7 separate regions of the Homo sapiens genome follow, and all the other regions are linked to region 1. The links are chromatin contacts, found by Hi-C or POLR2A ChIA-PET in ENCODE. All regions are on one chromosome and are shown on one strand. Each heading gives the region's core, a stretch centred on a gene start or an enhancer-like site at or near the end of the contact. The rest is flanking DNA. Distances are from core to core; before and after follow the strand shown.

Region 1 (2,971 bases), core at 1-2,500:
ACGTACTCAATAAATTAGTTCATCCCTCATCCCTAGAGTTTCTTGGCTATATAATCTTCCGATCCCTCATATGCAAGCAAAACACCCATTAAAAATAGTTGGTAGTGTACTTAGGACTATTTAAAAATAGTTTCATTAAAAAACAAATGTGGCAGAGAATGGTGGCTCATGCCTGTAATCCCAGCACTTGGGGAGGCCAAGATGGGAGGATTGCTTGAAGCCAGGAGTTTGAGACCAGCCTGGGTGACATAGACCCCATTCTACAAAAAAATAAAAATAAAAAAATTAGTTGGGTGTGTGATATGTGCCTGTAGTCCCAGCTACCTGGGAGGCTGAAGCAGGAGGATTGCCTGAGCCCAGGAGTTCGAGGCTGCAGCAATCTATGATCACACTGCTGTACTCCAGTCTTGGCGACAGAGCAAGACCTTGTCTTAAAAACACATGTGTGCGCACACACACACACACATACACACACACACACACCACACTCCAAATGTTATATATCAGGGAGATGTTGGCTTTTCATAGTTTTATAATTAATTGGTTTGTGTGTTCACTTTTTAAAACTAGGTCAATAACTTTATCTTCCTGCTTTTTCCTCACAGCCCTGCCAAGCCCAAACATGTGGAACTAAATCTTAAAACCCCTAAGAATCTTGACAGTTTGGGAAATGAGCACAATCCATTTAGCCAGCCAGTTCACAAAGGCAACACTGCCACCAAAATCTCCTTATTTGAAAACAAACGGACAAACAGTAGCCCAAGACACACTGACATTCGAGGCCAAAGGAATACTCCTGCCTCTAGTAAAACGTTTGTTGGGAGGGCAAAGCTGAATTTAGCCAAAAAAGCCAAAGAAATGGAGCAACCTGAAAAGAAAGTAATGCCAAACAGTCCCCAGAATGGTGTGCTGGTTAAGGAAACTGCTATAGAAACCAAAGTTACCGTCTCGGAAGAAGAGATTCTGCCAGCAACCAGAGGAATGAATGGAGACTCTTCTGAGAATCAAGCTCTTGGTCCTCAGCCTAACCAAGATGATAAAGCAGATGTACAAACAGATGCTGGCTGCCTTTCAGAACCAGTGGCTTCTGCTCTGATTCCTGTCAAGGATCATAAGCTCTTAGAGAAGGAGGACTCAGAGGCTGCAGACAGCAAAAGCCTTGTACTTGAAAATGTAACCGATACAGCACAAGACATCCCCACCACTGTGGATACCAAAGATTTACCTCCAACGGCCATGCCAAAGCCACAGCATACATTTTCTGACTCACAGTCCCCTGCTGAGTCATCTCCTGGGCCTTCTCTTTCACTGTCTGCACCCGCTCCTGGGGATGTTCCCAAAGACACATGTGTTCAATCACCCATAAGCAGTTTCCCATGCACTGATCTAAAAGTGTCAGAAAACCATAAAGGATGTGTTTTGCCTGTGTCTCGTCAGAACAATGAGAAAATGCCACTTTTAGAACTTGGAGGAGAAACAACCCCTCCTTTGTCCACAGAGCGTAGTCCAGAAGCTGTGGGAAGTGAGTGTCCATCCAGAGTCCTCGTCCAGGTCAGGTCCTTCGTGCTCCCCGTGGAGAGCACCCAGGATGTGAGCTCCCAGGTCATCCCAGAGAGCTCTGAAGTTAGAGAAGTGCAGTTGCCAACTTGTCACAGTAATGAACCTGAAGTGGTTTCCGTTGCAAGTTGTGCTCCCCCACAAGAGGAAGTACTGGGCAATGAACACTCTCATTGCACAGCAGAGCTCGCGGCAAAATCTGGCCCACAAGTCATACCGCCAGCATCAGAGAAAACTCTGCCTATTCAGGCTCAAAGTCAGGGCAGCAGAACACCCCTGATGGCTGAATCCAGTCCCACCAACTCTCCCAGCAGCGGAAATCACTTAGCCACTCCTCAAAGGCCAGATCAGACTGTTACAAATGGCCAGGATAGCCCTGCCAGCCTTTTGAACATTTCTGCTGGTAGTGATGATAGTGTATTTGATTCTTCTTCTGATATGGAAAAATTCACTGAAATTATAAAACAGATGGATAGCGCAGTTTGTATGCCCATGAAAAGAAAGAAGGCCAGGATGCCAAACTCTCCTGCTCCTCACTTTGCCATGCCTCCTATTCACGAAGACCATTTAGAAAAGGTGTTTGATCCCAAAGTGTTTACCTTTGGTTTGGGGAAGAAGAAGGAAAGTCAGCCAGAAATGTCACCGGCTTTACATTTGATGCAGAACCTTGACACAAAATCCAAACTGAGACCCAAACGTGCATCTGCTGAACAGAGCGTCCTCTTCAAGTCCCTGCACACCAACACTAATGGGAACAGTGAGCCTCTGGTGATGCCGGAAATCAATGACAAAGAGAACAGGGACGTCACAAATGGTGGCATTAAGAGATCGAGACTAGAAAAAAGTGCACTTTTCTCAAGCTTGTTATCTTCTTTACCACAAGACAAAATCTTTTCTCCTTCTGTGACATCAGTCAACACTATGACCACGGCTTTCAGTACTTCTCAGAACGGTTCCCTATCTCAGTCTTCAGTGTCACAGCCCACGACTGAGGGTGCCCCGCCCTGTGGTTTGAACAAAGAACAGTCAAATCTTCTGCCCGACAACTCCTTAAAGGTCTTCAATTTCAACTCGTCAAGTACATCACACTCCAGTTTGAAAAGTCCAAGCCACATGGAAAAATACCCGCAAAAAGAGAAAACCAAAGAAGATCTGGATTCACGAAGCAACCTACACTTGCCAGAAACTAAATTTTCTGAATTGTCAAAACTGAAGAATGATGATATGGAAAAGGCTAATCATATTGAAAGTGTTATTAAATCAAACTTGCCAAACTGTGCAAACAGTGACACCGACTTCATGGGTCTTTTCAAATCAAGCCGGTATGACCCAAGCATTTCTTTTTCTGGAATGTCATTATCAGACACAATGGTAAGTAGCAATGTGTTATTATTTATTTGGGGTATTTTTAAAG
Region 2 (2,971 bases), core at 121-2,620, 920 kb before region 1:
ATATTGATAAAATTGCTATGCTTTATCTCTTTGGTTATAAAAATTAAATACACAGACACACGCTATAAAATTATATCAAATTTATTGTGATGATTCTTTGTATGATTCCTTTGTACTGATAGAACTATTTATTTTTCTTCTATTTGGGCTCCACCTTTTTTCCTGTTTGTGTAATTCACGTCAATGCTTTGCTCGAGATTAAGTCAGAGATGAATTATGGGTTCTGGAATGTGAAATCCTCTGTTTCAGTACATACGTATTCAACCGGGGACAGCACCTTCTTGACTGGTAGATGGGAAAGAGCAACCCAGTCACTAAGCACTGGGCTACTTTTTGTGGGTGTTCTTATGCTTGTATGCATTCCTTTTCATCAGTCTTCTCTCAGAATAACTTGGATTTCCAGGTCTCCCAAAGCGTTTTGGAATTCCATTCTGTGTTCTCCTTTGTCATGTGTATTCCAATCCCTATCTGTGCTTCTTTCTACCTTTTTGAGGTGCTATCTATCGACTCCTCATCAGGTGAAGCAATGTGAGATGACAAACTGTGAAAAGCTTTAAGAACACCCTCTTAAATTGTAGCTCTTGAGTCCCAGAGTTCAGAAGGAGTGGGAAAACCATTCTATAAATAAAAATATCTGGAGATACTCAGGAGAAGACTGGCTGTTCTAAAAGCGAATGCTAGTTAACATGGCCAGACAGTTTTTTTGCATCTTTACTTGGAAAAGAGAATCTATGACACCCTCTAAAATATCAAGCAGTCTTAAGTGGATAATGTTGCTCTAGTTGGTTTCACTGTCAAAGCCATTTAAAACTTCAGCAACTTATGAGATAACGTATCCTAAGGGTCTGATTTCTGAACATGAATTTAAGGGTCCCTCTGATGCCTGTGCTCTAAATACTTCATTAATAACATAAATGATGTCCTCAGTACAATTAAAACAATACTTTAGCTATTGATATTTGTCCCTTTAGGGATTCTTGATTTTATGTGCATGCTTATTATTTGCCCTCATATAAGCACTCACATGATATTGTCAGTAACTGAGAGTTGGATAACCGGCTTGTTTTTCAGGGTACCAATTACTCTTCCCGGCTTACATCTTGTGTGGGCTTTTGGCAGACATCAGCTTCTAGCACCTAGAAGGCACTTCCTTCTCCAGAGTAACTTTATGGAAACAAGGACTTTGTTGCAACTGGCTGAGGTTGAAATGAACACCTCCTCTCTCTGCTTTACAAAATAAGTGGAGACTAACTAACTGGCCTAGGCAAGTTTTCTGTATTCTTGGATTGATTAGTCCTTGCATTCTCTTTGCCTCTTCTCAGACTGTCTCTAAATTTAGCAATGCGATATGGTACAAACAGTCTTTCACATATGCTGTGTCACCAAGGGGATTTCAGGATTGTTTCATTGGTCTGCCTTGGCAAAGCTGACGCAATCTCCCATTGGTCTGTGCTCAGGAATCTGGGTGGGAAGTGAAAGTACAGACAAGCCTGCCAAGGCGAACTCCATCATGCAAGAGCTTGCTGCTGTGTGTGGGACTGAGACCCAGATTCGGGCCAATTCAAAATGAAAACCTTCAAATGAGTGCTCTGAGAGTAAAATGAAACTGAATCTGCTTGCTACATGTCGATGAGGTTCAAAAGATGGCAACAGTTTTGGGGTGCAAGGTCAAGCTGAAGAGTTAAAAACAGAAAGGAACCTTCTTTCCTCAGCCTAAATAAATATCCTTTCCTAGAGGTATCACTGGGAAGGTGGCACAGAGGAAGGTCAAGTGATCCCCTCTCTGGGGTCCACATGCCCGCTGCTGGGCCACACCTCACCCAGGCCCTTCCCTTGTGAACACCTCACAGAGGGACTGGCTCCAAACTGACCCTGAAGAATTATGTGAAATCCTTCTCGTTTAGAGCTTTAAAGGGTGTAAGAGAATCATGAGGATTTGGAAAAACTAGGACTGGGTCCATGTTTATGCTTGCAGCCTTTTACCAACAAATACATATGTACATATATGTACATATATATATATATATTTTCTCTTTAATGTTTCATAAGATATTTTTATCACCTAAATGAAGATAAATTAGCTGAGCTTGTTTGGCATAGAACATATCGCAATATTTTTTATTTTTAAAAATTTGTTTTTTTCTGATTATCAATTCATACTCATTGAAAAAATAGTCAAATGTTACAGAAATGTGTAATAGAAAACAAGAGGGTTTCCCTTTCATCACAACCCCAGGAATAACTTTCATTAGCAATTTGCTTTATATCCTCAGTTTTCTCCCCACAGATGCTCGCTCTATCTATCTATCTATCTATCTATCTATCTATCTATCTATCTATCTATCTAACTATCTATGTATCTATTTTTTATGAGAATAGAATCTCCTTGATATACTAATAAATTGCTTTTTTATTCTACTCAACTACTTTTCCATGTTTGTTTATAAAGATATCATGTTTAGTTTTTAAAACTAGACTTTAAAAATTATATAGGTTTACACAGAATAAAGAACACAGAGAACTCTTTATTAAAAATAAAAGTGCTTTCCTTCTGTCCTCCACCCCACAGTAACACTGTGGTCTTTGGAATCTTGCAAAAACATACACAAGGGTACGCATATGTACTTGTTTACTTCTGTGTATTTTTTTTTTTTTTACATAAATGGAATTGCACTATATAGTTCTGTAGCTCAGTTTTTAAAATTTGGTATTAAAATGTTCTTTCAGTTAGGGCCAAAGGGCATTTAACTTCAAGGTAAGACCCATTCCAGGACGGCAGAGATCATGTCTGTCTTGCGTATCCCTGTGTGAATTTTGCCTGACATGTTGCAAACACTCCGTATGGAAGTCTTGAGGGTCTTCTGCCCCAGTCAGAAAACCTCTGGGAGAACAGTTATCCCCAGACCTCAGACGCTCGACGGATACATGAGAAGCTTTCTTTGATGGATTCGATGTCAGGATCTCCATGTGA
Region 3 (2,971 bases), core at 176-2,675, 870 kb before region 1:
ATGAGAAATTGAGGTAATGAAAAATGTCCATTTGTTTTTTCTTTTAAACTGTCGAACCCAATCCATTATTGACACAAGTTTTTCTCCTGAAGTGTATAGAGATCTATACTCTATAGACAAATAGAAAAGTAGAACACTAGTTGGATTTTGCTGTGGACATGGACTTTGGTTGCTGAAACAAGTATCTGTTTTATGTAAAGAATGTTCCATCAGCAGCCACTTTTTTTAAAAAGAGCACTTGGCAAATCTCTGGAAGCCGGCTTATGTAACTAACTGCCTCTTATGGTAGTATGTGAAGGCAGCACAGAACATATTGTTTCCCACTGTTTCTCTTTGAGAAATTAGTTTGGTGCCTGGCAAGAGGAGAGATGTGCAAGGGCAATATTCCTAGAAATAACTACCTGTGTACTTGCTGGAATTCCACACTGGATGGAGGCTCCTTTGTGAAAGGCAGGTGTTGATTTCTAGGCTGAGAGAGTACTAGCAGGGAGCTCCTCAAAGGAACTTGGAAAGAATTACTTAGGTCTCATTTCACACCCTGCATCTGATTTTTTAACTAAGTCCCTAAGAGAAAAGTGGCTACAGGTGTTGTAAACGACCCTTCCTTCAGTAAACTGATTGAAACTGAACACTGATCACAATTTCTTTGCATGAGAAAGATAACTGGGCATGGAAAATTTTGATCTGAGAATATCTGAAAATTACATAAATAACATTAACAAGTGTTAGAGTGACAGAAACAATGAGGCCAGATTTGTTCTAACTTGAAAATGTAAGGGCTATTTAATGTATTTTAGGATGGAGGGAGTGCTAAGGATCGTTTATTTTTAGCTCCCATAAAAACTCAATTTCCTTCATAGTGGAATCAGTCCAAATTGAAGATTTGCTCTTGCACAGACACTGGACTCTCCCCAAAATTTTCAGATTAGCAGTCATACCCCAAAGAATAAACCTGGGCTAAAGCTGCAGGTTCTAGCACTGAGACAGAGATCATCTGCATTCCTGTTACCTAGTCAAGTGTCCTGGATAAATCACAAAAACATCGAAGTCTTAGGTCACGTCACCAAGTCTCACGTTCCAAGAACTGTCAAGAGATTGCTTATGTAGCCACAGGCCAGACAGACAGGGGCTTTGTGAGACTATCCCTCAGGGGTGCTGGGGGTGTTTGCATTGTTAGCCTGGAAAAAGCTAGCCAGACCAACATAGTCACAGCAATTGAAAATCCTGAAGGCCCATCTATGACCAAATGTATTAATAAATAAAAAGACCTATAAGAAACCTTCCCACCAGCATTAACCACACCAAAAGCAAGTCAAACCCAGGCTTCTCATAACTGGTTCTTGTTCCAACACAAGAGTGAGAAGAGCATCTTGCTGCGGCCAACGGTTACTATAGCTCTCCTTTTGTAGAAAGCCACCGTCTTCGAAGAGCTTACTAGGTGTCTCCACTAAAGAACAAAAAACATGGGTAAGACTGGTTTCCTCTCAAGTTATGACTCAGCTTTGATCACCACACTTCCACTTGAGCCTATTAACGTTCAGTGGACAGAATGTCACTCTTTTTCAATCAGCTGCTACAGCAAACAATAGCCTTGCTGCATTTCAGTCATATAGAAAGCCACAGAATATTTCCTTTTGACTCTCTTCTCTCCACATCAGACCCACAGTCAGGCTCATGCTGAGGTCTATCTTCTCACAATCTACTAGAAAGTGGCCTGCCTCTACATGCTTACCCTGCTAAAATGAGAAGCAAGAAATAAACAACTTCATGTTAATTATAAATAGGAGGCACTGGATATTAAACCTGCCCATAGAATAATGGAGAAGGAAAGCATTGCGCTCCCTTTCTCCTTGAGTCGGGAGCCATATCCCTTGCCAGAACAGTGAACTCTCACTGGGTAGCAGGAGAGGCCACTATGATAAGGACCCAAGCAGAAGCCTGGGGGTGGGGTTCTCACGACCACTCACAGACCCCTGAACCTGGGGGGAGTAGCAGAGAACAGCCAAGAGCGACATGGACTGTCTTGCATTTTCCTCATCTCTTTATTCTAGAAAAAAAAAGAGGAAGGAAGAAAAAATGAAAGAAAAATGCTATAATTTTCTTTTCTCCATCTTTCTTGGAGATCAGAAAACAGTAGGTTCTGAAGATCTCCTCTGTGCTCATGGGCACGTGAAAAATTTCATGATGCTTACTTGGCTTTGAGATTTTATTACCATTATTATTGTTATTTTATATTAATATAAAAATAATAAAGATGTATTGAGCTCCTTCTATGTGCCCAACACTATAAGCATAATAAATACTTTATCTCTTAATCCCCACAGCTCCCTATGAATTAGATACTATTGATACTAATATTATCCCAAATTAAAAATTAGGAGCCTGAGGCATGAAAACGTGAACTCATTGGAGATCACACCACTCACAAATGGCAGAGCCAGGGTGCAGCCCTAGGTCCAGTGTCCCCAGAGCCCATTCTGCCATTCACTTCAGGTCATTCTCTTCCCATTTAGAACACTGAACTTTTTATATCCTCAACAGACATAAATGCTCAGCTTCAAGAGCCAAACAAAAATAATTGTTACAAATTCCACTGTTTGTTTTCCCAGGGGGTGCATCTTAGAGTTATTAAATGTAATCCTCTGTTCCCCTTACTCCAGTAGTTTCTTTACCCCTTTGGGAGTGTCCTACCATTCTTCCCCATTTCTTCACATTCCCTCCTCCCCCCACCCTTACCCAGGCTGTCTGAATTCTATTCCGCCTTAAAGATGTAACTCAACTTCCACCTCTCCCAAAAAGGGCTTCTTCAACTCCTGTCACCTCCATCTCTGAATTTTTATAGCATTTAATGTTAATGCTATTTACTTGGCATTTGTGTTTTTTGTGTTTTACTTTTTACTGTTAGTTCTATTTGAGAATAATTCATCTTGAGGCAGAATTCATTCTATCCCATTTTTTCATTGAGATGAAA
Region 4 (2,971 bases), core at 180-2,679, 760 kb before region 1:
GATGTTGTTTGTGGCATGGAGGCAGCTCAGAGATTCAGAGGAGAGGTACACAAAAACTAACAGCCACACCGGAAAGGAGCATAGCGCGTAGTCAAATGACTATGGAGTCCAGAATCAGACCAGGGTTTTAATCCTGGTACCACTGCTTTCTCAAACTAGTAATGTCAGCTCTGTGAGCCTCAGTTTTCTCATCTGTATCATAGGAATGATGTTTCTGTTGTGAGAATTAAATGACATGATGTATGTAAAGTCCCAGGCCTATTCTAGACATCCAATAAACAGTAGTTATACTCAATGAAGAAAGCACCAAAAAAGACATACTTGTCTCCCCTGGAGAAGTTCAGAGGAGGAATCACCAGTGCACAGCCTTGAAGAATCGGAAGGAGTTCCAATTGGGGATGGAGGGAAGGTAGAAGAAACCACATGGGTGGGACACGTAGTTGGACACTAGAGGCCAGAGTGCCTGGGGGCGGGTGTGAGAGAAGAGGCTGCAGCGCCAGGTCCTGAGGAGATGCCTGCCATGTACAAAAGCTACATCTGCCTTGACCAGAAAGTGGTGGGAGTTTTAAGCAGCAGCCTGCCAGGAACATGATTAGGTGATAATAGGTAACACTCATGCAGCCAACCCCTAATTAGAGCTTCCTATAGGCCAAACACTATTCTAAGCCCTTTACATATATTAACTGAATTCTCACATAATCCTTTGAACTAAGTACTAAGGAAACTAAGGCAGAGAGAGGTTAATGCCTGGGCAACCTGGCGAAACACCATCTCTACAAAAAATACAAAAAGTAGCCAGGTGTGATGGTGCATGCCCATAGTCCCAGCTACTCCAGAGGCTGAGATGGGAGGATTGCTTGAGCCTGGGAGGCGGAGGCTACAGTAAGCTGAGATCACACCATTGCAATACAGCCTGGACAACAGAGTTAGACCCTGTCTCAAAAAAAAAAAAAAGTTCCCAAGGACATATCATCCTAACTCAGTGTGCATTTACATGGATAAGGCTGAGAGGAAGGAAGTTTGGAGAGAAGACAGATTGGAAAAGAGAAGGCACTAGAAATGAGTTAGGAGGGAAGGTCCAGATGGGAAATGAACGTGCCAGAATTAAGGTTGTAGGGAGGAAAAGAAGAGGTTACGCTTAATGGAAAATCCAGGGTTCAGGGAACCTAGTGACCAGTTGGATGTGGAGACAAGTAATTCCTTTGGGAAAGATTTTGTGAATTTAGTTGGTCTGTTCTCCTCTTTGAAATATTTTTATAACACTCCTTTCCAAGGGGGTGACTTTACCAGAATGACAGCTTGCACTTTCACCAATGTCCATTCACTGGTTCCTAACCCTGAAATCTAGCCAACTAAGGTATTAGGACTTCAAAAAAAAATCAACATGGTGGTGTGGTTTTCACCTTGAAATGGGGTATTTACTCCTCCTCTAACAATAGACATGTTGTTTCTGTCTTCTAGGAGTTTCACTTTGATGTGTCAAAGGAAATGCCATGAACTCTAGGGGAGAGTCATCACTGCGTGAATGCAGGATAAACAGCAGGTGTGGCTGGGGCTTTAGGACAAGTGCCAGTCGTCCTATTCCATTTTTAGAGATAAAAAAAAAATGAATGTTTCAAGTGCTTTGGTTTTCAGGAGTCAAAGACAGCTTTCAAAAGAGTCCACGAATAGAAGCCCAACATTTCAGAGTGAAGCTGCATGACAGAGACACTTCTTAGTGTCTCCATGATCATGATTAGGAAGCCGAAACCAACACACTCTTCTTTGCATCACTTGGGTGAAGCAGGTGGGAGGCAGATGTCCTGCCTGCACACCTGGGTAGGTTGAAGGCAGCTCTTTAATTTGAACATTGAGCAATCACCTTCCCTTTTAGAACCTTGCAAATTAAATTTGCCCTAGGAACAAGTAAACAGATGATCTGGCAAAAGCCAGGTCCAGGGACCGGAAAGAGATCATAATATTAATAATAACCCCTTACATTTGCATTGTTTCTGTATCCTTCACACAGCGGTCCCAGTGAAATGATCATGTGCTTATTCTTGTCTTCACTGGAAAGCTAAGGAGTCTAGGGCTTAGAGAACTGTCTTGCCCCAGGTAATAGCAAAATAGAGGCAGAGCGGAGACAGGTTTTCTGACGATAAGCCTAGTGTTTCTGCCAGCACACCATCAATAAGCAGATTGTAATGGCTTTGGTTCTTCTAGCAACAGAATCTTCTTTTTTTTTTCTTTTTCTATTTTACTTTAAGTTCTGGGATACATGTGCAAAACATGCAGGTTTGTTACATAGATACACATGTGCCATGGTGGTTTCCTGCACCTATCAACCCATCATCTAGGTTTTAAGCCCTGCATGCATTAGGTACTTGTCCTAATGCTCTCCCTCCTCTTACCCCCACCCCCCAACAAGCCCTGGTATGTGATACAGAATCTGTGACAATAGAAACCTCTTATTCCTGGGGGGACCCTACTCCCCTACTTAGGAATGGACTTGTTATGTAGGATGTAGGTCTCCTCCATTTGGTTAAAGGATAGACAGATGGCTGATCTGAGTTGGGCCAAGCCTCAGTTTTCCCCAGTCCTCCTCATCTTTCTCTCTTGGAGAAAGAAGCTGTCTTCCTCCTGAGGTTGTGAAACTGGGAAGCTTAAGCAGCCTCTGGCCCTCATACTCACCAGGGAGAAAGACTTTTAAAAAGATGGAGCCAAAAATGAATCGTGTTTAAGCTTTTGATTCTAGCCATGTCAGAAACTAGTTCTACTTTTGGACTGTTTAGTTATATTAACTAATTAATTACTTCTATTGCTTAAGCTAATTTGAGTGTTTTGCTTTGTCTTTTTTGGTTTGGTCACCTTCAACCAAGAGTCCAAACCAACAGATGCCCAATAGAAATAACAAACCTCAATATGGGTGGCTCAGAGAAGACCTCTTGAATGTACTACCTGGTTCCCTGCCCCCACCTTCCTCTTCCAGGTC
Region 5 (2,971 bases), core at 312-2,811, 730 kb before region 1:
CTTTCCTGAAAATAACAAGTTTAGTGTTGAGATGTTTACAGTTTTTCTAAAATTGCATTTTGATTTTGTAAAAACTTGATTAAAACAAGGTCACTAGATGTCATAAAAATGACATCTAGATTTTTTTTAAATCTCACAAAATAATTATTTGAAACAAACGTGTTAGGCATTTCAAAGTAATTTTTTCTACTAAGCGAGCACCTCTACTTTATAAGTTATATAAAGAATACTATTTTGTATGAATTATTTATATAAGAATTATATGAGAATAATATTTTCCTAAGACATACACTACAGTTTCCATCTCCACACAAAGTTTTACAGAAGTCTTCATTTTGAAGATTCAAAATATTTTAAACTGGTCAAATATTTAAAACTGTATAAATAATTCTATAGAACAGTCAAGTTTGCTTTCAGCATGTTTCTAATACATTGCTAGTTGGCCAAAAACAAAGCAAAAAACAGAAAGCAGAAAAGGCTAACAAACTCCGTGGAGTAGATTTGAAAGTTAAAGAGGCAGAGCCATGATCTCAATTTGAGAAAGGAGGAGGTAGGATGAACATACCACTCCTAGTGGCAGCCATTATCCAAGCAACTAATCTTGCTAATCTGTCTAGTATGTTCTATTTGTTTTGTGTTTGTTTTGATAAAGTAACAACAACAAGAAATGAGGATGGAGTTGTTTAGGTGAAATATGAAGCCTTATGGAAATAGATGCAGATTTGCTACCAGTAGCTGAATAATAGAATTGTGAACTTGTGAATTTTCTTTAGCATATTTTATACATAGAAAATAGTCATTACATATTTAACAATTAAGGAAAACATTTCCTGCATAGCATCATACGTTATAGACATTTTCTTATAAACAACTAATCAAAACACTATTTTGTTAGAGGCCCTGAATCCATAAAGAAAAATAAGCTTATAAAGTCTTTTGTCCTATAATCCCCTCAATGTAATGGAATCTTTTCTCTAAGTTTTCATGGAGTGCTTCTTTTTAATTTTAAGTAACCATACATATTTTATAAGCAAACATATGCTATTTTTCCAAATCAAAAGACTTTGCAAGTTTTTCCTAGATTAAAACAACAACTCTGCCTCTCTGCACTGGCATCCATCTGTGTTGGTATGTGTTGTACACACACGTGCACACACACACACACACACACACACACCATGACACACAGGCAGCAGAGGGAGGCTGGAAAGATCTGTGGAAGGAGAATCAGAAACCTCAGGAACCTGTTATGATTCTGTTTACCTAATTGTGAGACATGAGCAAAGTCACTTAAATTTTCCTGAACCCCAATTTTCTTTTTCATAAATTGTTTATAATAATAACATCTCTGCCTGCCTCAGCAGATCAGGGCGATACTCTAAAAAGATGACATATAGGAAAATACTTTGTATGAAGACATGATTTTCACAAATATTTAAGTACATTTCTTATGCTGTAAAGGCTCAGTTTCAATAACAGCTATCTTTGTTAAGCAAAAGTTGAGTTATGAAACTAAAAGTACAACTTTCCAAATGATGTGGGATTTCCTGTTCTGTGTTTTACAGGGCCTTGTCCCAGATGGGCAACTATTTATTACCATATGACCAAGCCAAGCTTTGATTACAGTTATTAGGGCATGAAAATATTGGCTAAGCCAAGGTCCCTGTTGTGAAAGATAAGGAGCATGAAAATCTAAGAAGTCATGGGCATGATCCTTCACTCATGGGTTCTAATAGTTAAGAAGGCTGAGGGTAATTTAAAAAAAAATGAATAGAGCTAAAAATAGGAGGTTAAATATTACCTTATTGATGAACGTACCAACTAGACTTCCCTGCTGATATTAGGAGGTCATGCTGAGGCCTGGACTTTGATGCAATCGCAGGGCTGACCCAAGGCATGAGAGAAGGAAAGCAGGTTCTCCTCCCTGGGGCACCACCCGTTTGTGCTGTTGGGCTCAATTTCAGGTGCCTGCCTGCCCCACTGCCCTGGCCCAATACCTGTGTGATGCCCAAGGCCTGAGATGGAACCTCCCTCTAGAACCTTGCCCCTCTCGATGCTTTCAGACTTACCTTCACTCTCAAAGGGTTTCTCATGTCTGTGAAATTGCTACTTCTGGAGGCAGGCTTCCTGTGCTTCCTGTAGGTGACAGTCAATTGATCAATTGAATCCAAGGGTCTCACACTGAAATGACCACCAGGGCCAGGCAGAAAAAGTAAACAGTAAAATGGGCCAGGTGGGTTCTGTCACCATGGAGAGTGCCTGAACCATTGCATGGGAACAACGACCTCTGAGCTTCAGCTAGGTGTGACCTTATAGAAATAGAGATCCCAGTGTGGCTAGAAATTTTCATGAAAAACTGGAAATCTAAATTTTTATTTAAGATCTTGACTTTACATGTGTTGCCAACTAAATCAAAGTTATGTTCTTAGTTTTTAAATATGAGTTTGTTTTAAACTGGAAGTAGACAAAATAAAACATATCAACAGGTCATATTCAGCCAACAGGCAGCCACATTTTCTCCTCTTATTTAATGGGTGCAAAAGGGAGAAATGCTAAAGGAGGACAGAGTCCTCCTTGCCCCACCAGTTAACACATATGCCTTATAGGAACAGCCTGTTGGTGCCCCATTTTTCTTTGTTGTAAATCAAAAGGATCCAAGGATCCAAGAGTCTCACGCTGAAATGACTACACACTGCCTGACCCCTGCAGTCATGTCAGTGGGAGACCCTTGGATTCAAACCATCAGTCGACTGTTACCTGTAGGAGGCACAGGAAACTTGCACCCAGAAGCAGCAATTTCACTGACATGAGAAACCCTTTGAGAGTGAAGGGAAGTTTGAATCTAGTTCAGACTAGATTGGAGGAAAAGGTGATGCATGGCACCTGTGCAGAGGAGGAAAAATTGCTGGAACTGGGTCCTAAAAACTCCCTCTCATCTGCAATACGGACAAATCCAGCTAACCCTGCCCTG
Region 6 (2,971 bases), core at 269-2,768, 640 kb before region 1:
CTGAGCAAGGGGTGGTGACGGGCGGCACCATCACAGCACAGAGGCACACTAGACATGTTTTTCAATTAGAAAAGAGTCTGGTGGAAAAACCACAATGAGATATCATCTCACCCCAGTTAAGATGGCTATTATCAAAAAGTCAGAAAATAGCAAATGCTGGAGAGGATTCGGAGAAAGGGGAATGCGCATACACTGTTGATGGGAAGGTAAATGAGTACAGCCACTGTGGAAAACGGTATGGAGGGTCTTCAAAACTCTAAAACAGAACTACCACATGATCCAGCAATCTGACTGCTTCACAGAGATCCAGAAGAAAGTAAATCACTATATCAAAGAGATACTGCACTTCCATGTTTATTTCAGCACTATTCACAATAGCCAGGATATGAAATCAACCTAAGTGTCCATCAAAGGATGACTGGTAAAGAAAATATGATACACACACACACACACACACACACACACACACAGTGGAATATTATTCTTCCAAAAAAGTAAGAAAATCCTGTCATGTGTAGCAATATGGATGGAATCAGGAGGACATGATGTATAAGCCAGTCACAGAAAGACAAATATTGCATGTTCTCACTCGTATGTGGGGCTTAAAAGATTTGATTTTATGGGCGTGGTGAATACAGTAGTGGTTACTAGAAGCTGGGAAGGGTAGTGGGATGAAGAGGGGTTGGCAACAGGTACAAAAGTACAATTGGATAGAAGAAATAAGGTCTAGTGTTCAGTAGCACAAGAGGAAAACTATAGTTAACAATAATCTATTGTATATTTCAAAATAGCTTGAAGATTTGGAATGTTCCCAACACAAAGAGATGATCAATTTTGAGGTGATGGCTGTTCCAGTTACCCCAACTTGGTCATTACACATTGGATGCTTTTATCAAAATATCACATGTACCCCATAAATATGTACAACTATTATATATCAATGAAAGAAGCTTAAAGTGTTTTTTTAAGAGTCTAGTGGAAAAGCAGAAGATGAGTGAAAATAATAAAGGAATACTAAAGATGGAGAGATTGCCCTGTAATAAGCATGGTACATTTCTGCTAAAATTTACTGTATTTGATTATAAATACCAAATTCTCACTAAGTTCAATAAACCTTTTCTAGTTAAAAAAAAATTATTTGTTCCTTTTTCTTAAACTTTGTGTGGGGATTGTTGCATTAAAAGTGACTTCATTTCCAATTCCAAAATAGTTTTTACTTTTTGTAAAAACTGAAAGTGATGATGCTTCTGAGCAGAAATGGGTGAGTATGTTGAAGACTGCCTTCTTTTGTGAAATCAAGTTCATATCAAACACTTTTTGGCTAGAATTACTAATGCATTACGAAGACTCCTATTTCTTTAAATAGAAAATAAAAGTCCACTTTCCCATAACTTAGATCAGGAAGGCTGCTTCTTGTTGGCCGGGGGTTTTTTATAGTTGCAGCTTAAATTCAGGATGATTTTTATGAGGCAAGGAAGACGTAGATCCTTCTGCAAAAAGAGGAACTTTCACAATTAGTGAAAACCAAGAGTGCTGACACGAGGGACTGGGGAAGATGCTATAACCACAGCGCGTGATGAAGGGAAGACAGCCCTCAGCCACCTTCCCAGCCTGTGCCGGAGCACACGCGCCCCCGCACTTACTGACACTCTTCACGTGTCGGATCTGACTCCTGAAGCAGGTATCACGAGAAAGAGCAAAATGCCCATCTTTGCCTTTAATATTGAAACCAGCTGTGTTGATTCCTCTCTGACCACCTCTCCCTCTGCCTCCCCCAAGTAGTTCACACAGATAAAATGTCTTCAGGACAAACAAGCAACCTTTCAACTTCATGGCTTATTAGCAAAAAGCCTTTTGAAGGCTTCTTTTCAAAAGCTGCAAGTACCCAGTAGAGGCCATGGTGATATAAAAAAGGTTGTTCTTCTCTTAGAAGGAGAAACTTCAAAGCAATCCCTGACATCCCAGAATTCGCTGCTTTTCCAGTAAATATCTGTTTGGGCCAGAGAATTTCAAGCTTTTGGATAAATTCAAAGATGAAGAGCCTGTATTTGGCGCAGCATTTCTATTTGTGTTCTGCACCAGAAAACCTCATCAACTGCATGTATATAACATCACAAGCTGATCACTCAGAGTCAGAGGGGCAAACGTTCACTTTGGCTTTGCTGAGCCTTTCCTTGAAGAGCCAAATCCAGCAAGGACATAGGCAGGCTCCTGAGGCAGGTGTGATGGAGGTGAACACAAGGCGGCAGGGGTAGGAGAGGAGTCTGTGCTCAAAAGGAGGGTTCATTGCAAATTCACTGGTGGGCAACCTTGTGGAAAGGAAGGTTTAAAGTATTTGACTCACAACTTTTAAGGATGCAAGAAATACTGTGAAGTATTTGCCGTATTAATTATGAGTCATTTATATGTATTTGTTAGAGGACTTATATTAAGAAACCGGAGGGTTTTCATTTTGCGGGGGTGTTTTTGGTAATTTGTCCCCCCTGCCAACCCTCACTCATCAGATGTCCTTTCTGTGTCCAGCCTGGGCTCCAATTTCACCATCTTTCACAGACTTGCCACAATTTTCCCTCCTAAGCTTCAGCAGCAGCTCAGGTGGACTATTACTGGTTTTCTGCTGGCACAAGTTACCTTCCATTCTATAGAGATCAATCTCAAGCAAAGCCCTTGAACAACATCTTTTCGATAGGGAGAATTGTTCACTTGTCCATCACTGACTGCTGCCCTGGGTGAGATCTCTAGCTCTCTGTCTATAATCACAACAAGCACATCATGCACACTCTTCCTTGTCGTATGCAAAGTAAAATCTCAAGATCACTAATGCAAAAGAATTCAAGGGCCAACCAAAACCAAGAGAGTAAAAAGATACTGTCTTGAGGAACAAAATGGAGGCAAAATATTGACAGAGTGGTGACATTTATTGGAAGAATTGAGATTTAATTGAAATGAGCACAGAATGAGAAGTTAGAAG
Region 7 (2,971 bases), core at 259-2,758, 620 kb before region 1:
AACCCAGCCAAGAGATGAAGAGACATATTCCTGACAATATTATCTGGATCCAGCAGATCTTGAAGTTAGAATACCCCAGAATCTGAGCTGAGCATTTATTACTCGCAACTGAAAGTATAGACTGAAATAAGAGAGAGTTCTTTCTTTTACCTTTTTTTTTTTTTTTTTTTGGAGACAGTCTCACTCTGTCACCTAGGCTAGAGTGCAGTGGTGCAGTCTCGGCTCACTGCAAACTCCACCTCCCAGGTTCCAGCGAGTCTCCTCCCTCAGCCTCCCGAGTAGCTGGAATTACAGGTGCCTGTCACCACACCTGGCTAAGTTTTGTATTTTTAGCAGAGATGGGGTTTCACCATGTTGGCCAGGCTGGTCTCGAACTCCTGACCTCAAGTGATCCACTCACCTCGGCCTCCCAAACTGCTGGGATTATAGGCATGAGGCACTGCGTCCAGCCTAAAATAAGAGGGAGTTCTACTAGCCAACTCATGCATTGCTCTGCTCCAGGGTACCTAAGTAACCAACTGCTCTAATGGTTTCTCTCCAGATGGACAGACCTGCCAGGTTGATACCTTTGCCAGCCCCTCTGGAATTCCAGTGAATAAAATTTTCCCTAACAGATCACTTGTTTAGTGTAGCACTTAGCGCCTAGCCTCACCACTGTTTACTTACCTCCTTTCCCTCCTCTGTGAGCTCTCTGCATGTAAGAACTACACTCTTTATAACAGTTTTGTTGGTGGCCATGCACAGTGGCTGACTTATAGTAGATGCTCTATGGAGTGACTGTTTGCAAACAACCTTCCAAATAAGATAAGAATAACAAAATTGAGCCTGGTTAGTCTGCATCCAGATAGAATGGAATTTTTTAAATGGCAGCAAGGGGAGCAAAGCACATTGTTAAGTAATGCTAAATGAAAACAGGCAGCAACCCTCAAAGGTGAGCTTCAAAAGTCAGATCAACCTTCACTCAGCCCTAGAACATTTCTAACTAAATCCCACCTCTCACTAGAAGTGTCACCATTTTTCTTTTCTTTGAAAAAGCATGATGGGGGAGGGGGTGCTGGAGAACGACAAATGAGAGGGTGACTCCCATATAAGTCAGCTTCCTCTTCCCCAAATCAGTTTCCAGAAACTCTGCCATATCATGCAACGAGAACCCCCAGCTCCTAATTCAAAGGAAAGTCTCAGAGGTCTTGGGTAAAGACGATAACACCTCTCCTTTGGTGGCTTTCAGTGATAAACAGCTTCCTGCCTGAGCACTCATAAACCTGAACTCGTGGAAAAGAATTACTACACGGAAAACAGAACCCAGGCAGGGTTCGTAAACGGTACCCGGCATGGGTTTCTCACATCTTCGTTGATAAACGTCCTGTTGCCTCCTGAGGAATCTGTGAGACTCCTTGGGTACAGCTGTGGTCAGGAACACACCATGCAACAACTAGACCTGAGAAGTGTCCATCTTTCTGCCATCGAGACCTGCCCTAGAAGAAAAACAGAAACAACACAGATGGAGCTGCCTGTTCAAATCCTTGTGGATGTCATAAGATTAGCAGCTTTCCTCTGAGTCGGCCTCAAAGACTTCCTTTGCAATTGTTCCTAAGCTAGCTCAAGGGATAGGCAGTGAAGTTCACTAAAACAAAAACATAACCTCAAACATCCAAAACAGCTGGTGGAAATTGTGACTGTTTTAGAGGAGCTGACTTATCTAGCTGAGTCAAAACAAGTGTGAGCGCTTCAAACAGGCACAAGATCAGAAACAAAATTAGGTGTTTATTGAGTGCTGTCCTCTTGATTTTTTTTTTCTCCTTTGCTTAGGCATGAATCTCCCCCTTAGCTTCATCCTGGCAAGGAATAAAATCTTTTATGATATAAAAATTGATATATTGGGAAATTAAGTGTAAAATAAGGGTCCTTTTCCTAGTTGTAAAAGTAATATATGTTCTTTGGAGGAAAATGCAGAAAAAACACAAAAACTAAAATAAAAGTCACCTGTAATCCCACCACTGTTTCTATTTTATTTTTTTAACTTTAGTTTTTCATATACACACACGATTTAAATTATATCTGGATCTATATCTAGACAGATAGGTAGATAGATAGAGATATCTATTTAAATGATTAATTTTGATCCTGATTTTTTCATCCAGTACATCATGACCATTTTCCTATGTCATTTATATATTCTTCCACATTTTCTATATCTGCAAAATATCAGACCATACAAACACCACAAACTTTTTAGCTAATGCCAATTATGAACATTTAGGATATTTCTTTTTCTTTTTTTCTATTTTTTTTTTTTTTTTTGAGACAGGGTCTCACTCTGTCGCCTAGGTTGGACTGCAGTGGTGCCATCATGCTTCACTGTTGCCTTGAACTCCTGAACTCCTGGGTTCAAGCAATCCTCCTGTCTCAGCCTCCCGAGTAGCTGGGACTACAGGTATGTGCCATCACACCTGGCTAATTTTTTTTGTTTTTGAAGAGATGGGTTCTTGCTATGTTGCCCAGGCTGGTTCACTTGAAACTTCAAGTTTCAAAGTAGGAATTTCAAGTGATCCTTCAGCCTCAGCCTCACAAAGTGCTCGGACTACAGGCAAATGCACGGCCTAGGATATTTCTGATTTTGTGCCATTATCAACAGTGCTGTGAAAAAGATCCTTGTTGATAAATCTTACATGTGTACATAGGAAATTTACTTTGTGTTACAGTACACTGAAATTCAGGATATAAAATGGATAACTGGCATTGAAGAAATCTAGCACCCTTCTCCCTAAGAATTGCTGACATATTTCTAGTTAGGCAGCTACTGTTAGAACTACAAGGCCTTCCTGGTTTCATAGAAGCCTTGCTTTCAGTCAAATGAATGGTTTCTTCAGTTTGCAATGCAGAAACATTAAAATAACTTTTAGAATCTATGAGGAGAAATGAAAGCAAATAAAATAAATATTAGGAAAGATTACTAATCTTGTTAGGAATA

What was found. Hi-C counts contacts between places; a loop is a spot of excess contacts on that map. ChIA-PET counts read pairs that join two places held with the same protein, here RNA polymerase II (POLR2A). Pooled maps may share reads with other maps.
Region 2: a map of ascending aorta shows a loop between it and region 1 (3-fold over the local background). The contact joins two enhancer-like sites. A Hi-C loop is called at or near these places in 1 of 168 maps with a recorded cell type or tissue (ascending aorta), 1 of 37 single-sample maps with no recorded cell type and 6 of 50 pooled maps. POLR2A ChIA-PET finds 5 or more read pairs at or near these places in 1 of 52 experiments (GM12878).
Region 3: a map of natural killer cell shows a loop between it and region 1 (13-fold over the local background). The contact joins two enhancer-like sites. A Hi-C loop is called at or near these places in 2 of 168 maps with a recorded cell type or tissue (naive thymus-derived CD4-positive, alpha-beta T cell and natural killer cell), 21 of 37 single-sample maps with no recorded cell type and 13 of 50 pooled maps. POLR2A ChIA-PET finds 5 or more read pairs at or near these places in 1 of 52 experiments (GM12878).
Region 4: a loop to region 1 is called in a pooled map, with 3 times the contacts of the local background. The contact joins two enhancer-like sites. A Hi-C loop is called at or near these places in 2 of 37 single-sample maps with no recorded cell type and 2 of 50 pooled maps.
Region 5: a map of naive thymus-derived CD4-positive, alpha-beta T cell shows a loop between it and region 1 (3-fold over the local background). The contact joins two enhancer-like sites. A Hi-C loop is called at or near these places in 1 of 168 maps with a recorded cell type or tissue (naive thymus-derived CD4-positive, alpha-beta T cell), 7 of 37 single-sample maps with no recorded cell type and 8 of 50 pooled maps. POLR2A ChIA-PET finds 5 or more read pairs at or near these places in 1 of 52 experiments (activated T-cell).
Region 6: a map of CD14-positive monocyte shows a loop between it and region 1 (5-fold over the local background). The contact joins two enhancer-like sites. A Hi-C loop is called at or near these places in 1 of 168 maps with a recorded cell type or tissue (CD14-positive monocyte) and 1 of 50 pooled maps. POLR2A ChIA-PET finds 5 or more read pairs at or near these places in 1 of 52 experiments (OCI-LY7).
Region 7: a pooled map shows a loop between it and region 1 (15-fold over the local background). The contact joins two enhancer-like sites. A Hi-C loop is called at or near these places in 2 of 37 single-sample maps with no recorded cell type and 4 of 50 pooled maps. POLR2A ChIA-PET finds 5 or more read pairs at or near these places in 1 of 52 experiments (activated CD4-positive, alpha-beta T cell).

What each region holds. Positions count from the first base shown.
Region 1 is chr6:106,518,526-106,521,496 of GRCh38, forward strand. It overlaps CRYBG1 (crystallin beta-gamma domain containing 1), which reads left to right. Exons shown (of 22, transcript NM_001371242.2): 4 at 606-2,928. Among named protein-coding and RNA genes, the nearest start is that of RTN4IP1, 110 kb to the right of the region's middle. RefSeq lists enhancers at 740-1,939, 1,162-1,651, 2,392-2,441. Within about 2 kb of position 1,251, at least 24 of the 41 ENCODE cell types and tissues checked have a DNase peak (open chromatin) inside an H3K27ac peak, as active enhancers do; they include CD14-positive monocyte, GM12878, OCI-LY7 and 2 more, where a contact is called at or near this core.
Region 2 is chr6:105,600,286-105,603,256 of GRCh38, forward strand. No RefSeq gene overlaps it. Among named protein-coding and RNA genes, the nearest start is that of LINC02836, 31 kb to the right of the region's middle. RefSeq lists enhancers at 538-1,737, 1,109-1,688. Within about 2 kb of position 1,371, at least 23 of the 41 ENCODE cell types and tissues checked have a DNase peak (open chromatin) inside an H3K27ac peak, as active enhancers do; they include GM12878 and ascending aorta, where a contact is called at or near this core.
Region 3 is chr6:105,645,071-105,648,041 of GRCh38, forward strand. No RefSeq gene overlaps it. Among named protein-coding and RNA genes, the nearest start is that of LINC02836, 14 kb to the left of the region's middle. RefSeq lists an enhancer at 1,741-1,930. Within about 2 kb of position 1,426, at least 4 of the 41 ENCODE cell types and tissues checked have a DNase peak (open chromatin) inside an H3K27ac peak, as active enhancers do; they include GM12878 and natural killer cell, where a contact is called at or near this core.
Region 4 is chr6:105,756,207-105,759,177 of GRCh38, forward strand. No RefSeq gene overlaps it. Among named protein-coding and RNA genes, the nearest start is that of LINC02836, 130 kb to the left of the region's middle. Within about 2 kb of position 1,430, at least 4 of the 41 ENCODE cell types and tissues checked have a DNase peak (open chromatin) inside an H3K27ac peak, as active enhancers do.
Region 5 is chr6:105,790,235-105,793,205 of GRCh38, forward strand. No RefSeq gene overlaps it. Among named protein-coding and RNA genes, the nearest start is that of LINC02836, 160 kb to the left of the region's middle. Within about 2 kb of position 1,562, at least 3 of the 41 ENCODE cell types and tissues checked have a DNase peak (open chromatin) inside an H3K27ac peak, as active enhancers do.
Region 6 is chr6:105,878,798-105,881,768 of GRCh38, forward strand. All of the region lies in intron 2 of LOC105377923 (a long non-coding RNA gene), which reads right to left. Among named protein-coding and RNA genes, the nearest start is that of PRDM1, 210 kb to the right of the region's middle. Within about 2 kb of position 1,519, at least 6 of the 41 ENCODE cell types and tissues checked have a DNase peak (open chromatin) inside an H3K27ac peak, as active enhancers do; they include CD14-positive monocyte and OCI-LY7, where a contact is called at or near this core.
Region 7 is chr6:105,899,168-105,902,138 of GRCh38, forward strand. No RefSeq gene overlaps it. Among named protein-coding and RNA genes, the nearest start is that of PRDM1, 190 kb to the right of the region's middle. Within about 2 kb of position 1,509, at least 4 of the 41 ENCODE cell types and tissues checked have a DNase peak (open chromatin) inside an H3K27ac peak, as active enhancers do.